Linked DNA regions of Mus musculus: region 2 is linked to region 1. The links are chromatin loops, found by intact Hi-C in ENCODE. Cell type or tissue: gastrocnemius. All regions are shown on one strand.

Region 1 (2,500 bases):
TTAGAGAAGAGAAAGAAACACATATAAAAACTTGGGCATAAAGCTGGGTGTAAAGGCCTATGCCTTTCGTTCCAGCACTTGGGAGGCAGATGGCAGTAGCTCTCGTGAGTTCGATACCATCCCATCCTGGTCTACATGGCAAGTTACAGGTCAGCCAGAAGTAAGTAGCAAGTCCCTCATCTCAACAAGCAAGTAAACAAACAAGTTGCCGGTGGGGTGTCGCTTAGTAGGATGACCTTGCATCGGTCAGGATCTAATTTCCATTCTCAACGTGGCAAGAACAAGACAACAAACAAAGATGTGCACGCGAATAAAACCCTCCAAAATTAGACGAACACCTTAGAGTGAAAGTTATTATAAAAAAACAAAAACAAAAACCGAAAAACCATTATTGGTGGGGGTTCTCTTTGGGAAATCGGCTTTAACAAAAAAACAGAGTACAGTTTCTACTTTATCATTTTCTTCGTATTCATTAATTTGTCCTTTAAGTGAAGGAAAGTAGCATTTTTTTCTGGGTGAGAAAAAAGCCACTATAAAATGCTGCAGAAAGATACTTCTCTGTGCCCGACAGGGCCCAGGAGAGTTGGAGAAACAGTTGGGAAAAGACTCCGAGGGCTTTCTAGAGCGAGCTGGGGCGCTTGGGGGTCGCCCGGGTGCACAGGGGCTCCATCCATTTTCTGGCGGCTTTCCGGGTGCAAACAGGCACGGGCTACCGCGTCCCCAGACCTAAGGAGGCAGAGTTTGGATCCTGGGGAGAGTGGCCGGTAGCGGGCTGTGAGAGCACCTGGGGTGGTCGGGGGTCGGCTGGTGGCCAGGAGGAGAAGCGCGTCCCACCTGGGCCCCAGTGCCACCCGCCCAGAGCCCGCCGAGCGGGCGCACAGCCAGGGCAGCCGAGGGGCGGTGCGGAAGGGCGGAGGGCCGAGGGCGGGGGCTTCGGCTGTCGGAGGAGCCGAGCTCTTGCCCGAGGCTCTAGCTGGGTCCGTTCGCAAGTGTCGCGGCAGCTCTGGCCATGAAGACCCTGTGGATGGTGCTGTGCGCTCTGGCGCGGCTGTGGCCCGGGGCCCTGGCTGGCTGTGCAGAGGCCGGCCGCTGCTGTCCTGGCCGGGACCCAGCCTGCTTCGCCCGCGGCTGGAGGCTGGACAGGGTCTATGGAACATGCTTCTGTGACCAAGCCTGCCGTCTCACCGGGGACTGCTGCTTCGACTACGACAGGGCGTGCCCAGGTGGGTGGCTGGGCGCCGGGAGGGACCCCTAGGAAGCCAGGAATCTTCTGGTCACTTCCAGGCCAGTCCAGTATCAGCCTTCGCAATCCCAGTACCCCACCCCCACCCCAACTCCCGCTCCATTCCAGGCTTCCCAGTCGGCTTCATCTAATGTCCCCGAAGCACACCCCCTAACATCTGTGGGGATCACCTCTGGGATGTGTTCTGTGACTCAAGAACTCTAGCTTCATAGAGTCACCTGGGGCCTGGAAGGATGGTGCTGACAGTTGTCAGGGGTGTGTCCCTGGACCAGCCGTCACCACACTCATTCTGTCAACCTCATAAAGTTTGGGGATAGAGAAAACTAACAAGGCCAGGAAGATGAGACTGTCTCACTTTGTATCAAGCTTGCCCTGGGAGGGGCCTCCACTTTCTTAGAGGTCTGAGGTGTTCTGTGGTGGGCTCCAACATGGACCACCGCTGTTTCCTGTGAGGAGGTTTTCTGTGCTCTTGGAACTATCTTTAGGATACTTTCTTTCCTCAAGTCTCTGTAGTGTTTGATCCTTCCCTTTAGAATGAGGTCTTTTCTTATCTAACATTCCCATAGCATCTCACAGTACCCCTTGGTAGGGTTCTGTCAACGCAGGTTTAATTGAACTTAAAGGTAAAGGAAGAAATGAGAAACACAGTCCTGAAAAACAAGCCGTGACCAAGAAGTCAGCTCTGAAAACCAAAGCAGCTTTGCTCCTTGCTAATCAGATCAGTCCCAAAGTTGTCCATATGATAGGGTTTGTCCTCACACAAGTCCTAGGCAACTTCTGAGGAGAGGACCCAAGGGCTGGGCCACACTCCAGGAACGAGAGGCCCAGTAGCAACAAGGCCTCTCTTGCCTCTTTGCTAAGAGCCTGTCAATCCCAGGCAGGTCAGTCACCCAGCCATGATACTGTGGAAGGGCACAGCCAAAAAACCTCCAAGATTTACTGGCGGATGCCCTTTTTGATAAGTTCTCCCCCCATTCCCGTGACAAGTCATCTTGCCTCAGTCTAAAGGAAGCTGGAAAAGTCAATGAACCAGAAAATGCAGTGAGTCTGAGCCATGTGTCCCCTTCCCTGGCAACACCCGAAACTGGGTGTCTCAGCTACGTGTCCCTGGGTCTTCCAAAGCACTCATTCTTGAGGGGCTTGCCTATGCATTGATCCTAGAGTCCTGTAGCCCTTAGTTTGTAGTAAGCACAGGGATGGTGGGACACTGAAGATGCTGTCTCTACTCCTTAGGAAGTCACTTTGTACCAGAAGCAC
Region 2 (2,500 bases), 880 kb after region 1:
CCTCTGCAGACCCTTTGGGATGAAGGGTGTCCTGCTTCCTCTCACACACTTCTTGGCCAACACTATGCTAATAGCACTGAGCACAAAATCTGCTGCATTCCCAGAGTCTTTAAAGAGCTGCCTTGCAAATCTCTACTAAGATGTCCATATCTTGATGGCAGGAACAGGGAATTGTTCTCTGAAGACCTGAGTATTAAAAGCCCAGACCTGGGTTATTAAAACTTGCTGAAAGTATAGACAGGTTGGGCCTTATGGAAGATTCATAAATCATTGAGGCATGCGGCTGATGGTGATGGTCATAGCCTTGCCACGTCCTCTCTCTTTGCATCATGGGATGAGATTAACGGTACTGCAGATGCCTCCCTCCAGACACGAAACATCGAGGCCTAACATCTCATGGATGTTAGAGTAATTGAAAGTTGATTAACAAACCTACCAACTGGCTAAATTTTAACAAGTCTTAAATACATGAAATAAATAATTAAATAACATTCTGCAAAAAATTACAAACAGAAAGTCAGAAATAATAGTGAATTCTGAATAATTTTTATTTCAATACAATATTGAATGTATCTTTGGTTTATTTCTGTGTGGTAAATATGTATTGAATATTTGTAGGTGTCAATGTATTGTATATGTAGCATTATGAGATGAAGACATTATTCTTCATTTAAATTAGTTTAATTTGATAATTGGTGTTAAATGTTTAACTACCTAAAAGTGCCTTGATACCCTCCTATACCTATTTGTATGTCTTAAGTCATCAATTCATCTGGGTATGATACAATTTACACCAGTTTTATCAAATTATAATCAATATTGTCAATATTTTATTAACTTTTATTTTAAAGTCTTTTGAATCATTTCTATAAACTGTATGGTTTTACCAAATTTCACGCTTTGTCAGGTTTTACATAATTGCATTATCATGGATTAACAGTTGCCTGTTTGAGTTTGACTTCACACTTATCCGTTGAGACACAGGAAAGCACTTTGTCACAGTCCTTCATTTTTGAACCATTGTTGCCACCTAGTGGTAAAGTGTAGTATTTCTACAAACAGAAAGTCATTCTCTAAATTAACATAATCAAAGTCAATTATTTAATAAGAAGAATCCACTATCACTTAAATATCTCTAGGTATTGAATTAATTAGAATAATAAAATTGGTAGTTGTCAGCATTTACAGTAAGAAACGTTTTCATCAATATCACCGGAGTTTTCAATGCCTGACTTTCGTTCTAGTCTTGTGTGGTTGTGTTTATGGATGCAAAATAAAACTCTCTATATTCTCTCATAACTGTGACAGTGAAAAGATTGCACTTATATTACAACAGAATGTGCTGAGGTGCTCTTTGTGTCTCCAGCTTCCCTCCTCCTCCTCCTCCTCCTCCTCCTCCTCCTCTTCTGCCTTTTACTGAAGATACATAGAAACCTGTGCAAGTTTGTTTAGGGTTCCTGTCCTCATCCCCTGTCCAAGTGTAGTTATACATCGTTTGAACTCTTGAGATCAAAATAGCTTGAGACATAAATCTCATAAACATAAAACTTGAGTGGGGAGTTGTACAGTTTGGACAAGTGTGTTGTCAGAATTCAAGGTTAAAGTTTGAAAAGATCAAATGGATGAGTGTTCATAATTGCACAGGATTTCTATCCATGGTCACCTCCCTGTCAATGCTCAAGACGTTTTATTATTATAATTATTATTAGATATTTTCTTTATATACATTTCAAATGTTATCCCGAAAGTTCCCTATACCCTCCCCCGCCCTGCTCCCCTACCCACTCACTCCCACTTCTTGGCCCTGGCATTCCCCTGTACTGGGCCATATAAAGTTTCCAAGGGGCCTCTCTTCCCAGTGATGGCCTATAGGCCATCTTCTGCTACATATGCAGCTAGAAACATGAACTCTAGAGGTACTGGTTAGTGCATATTGTTGTTCCACCTATAGGTTTGCAGACCCCTTCAGCTCCTTGGGTGCTTTCTCTCAATGCTCAAGACTTAAAAATGGAAACAAACAAACAAACAAATTAAATTTAACCTCACTTATTAGTGTGTTCTTCTGTTGGGAGCCAGATCAACTAAAGACTTTCTCAGAGGTGCCAATGAAAGGACAAAAGAAAACGTCTGTGCCCTTGCCTAGTGGCAGATTTGGCAAGGACCAGACTGAGGCTGGAACCTGGGCCTCAAGTGGTTTGGGTTCCTAAGAACACTACCTTCTCTGCAGAAGGACCGTGGTTACTAAGTCCTAAGGTACCTGTGTCTGAGGCATCCTGTGCTCTCTGACAGCATTGTTGGACTTAGGTCTCCCTGGCCTTGGCCCATTCTCCTACAAATCACAGATAAAAGACTGTGCTTCTTGAGGAACTTGTTTGGTATAAGTTATCAGCGGGACTTCCTGGCTCCAGCTTCCTTGCTCCAGCTATCAGCCTTCTTTCTTTCTCATCCCTGGGCCTTCCCCACACACATCTCACCATTCTAAACCCTGATTCCCATGGGC

What was found. Peaks named below come from ENCODE experiments on the same cell type or tissue, not always from the same donor. Only the 100,000 strongest peaks of a DNase experiment are listed, where the experiment ranks them.
Region 2: a loop joins it to region 1, with 3 times the contacts of the local background. A loop is called at or near these places in 15 of 42 quality-filtered maps.

Annotation. Positions count from the first base shown.
Region 1 is chr1:15,891,162-15,893,661 of GRCm38, reverse strand. It overlaps Sbspon (somatomedin B and thrombospondin, type 1 domain containing), which reads left to right and starts at 940. Exons shown (of 5, transcript NM_001033288.3): 1 at 940-1,223. The coding sequence starts at 1,010. In gastrocnemius, no CTCF peak of the experiment used is centred here; a DNase peak (open chromatin) is centred at 942; H3K4me3 peaks cover 1,235 bases; H3K27ac peaks cover 725 bases.
Region 2 is chr1:15,006,364-15,008,863 of GRCm38, reverse strand. No RefSeq gene overlaps it. Among named protein-coding and RNA genes, the nearest start is that of Trpa1, 89 kb to the right of the region's middle. In gastrocnemius, a CTCF peak has its summit at 1,040 (motif pointing left); no DNase peak of the experiment used is centred here.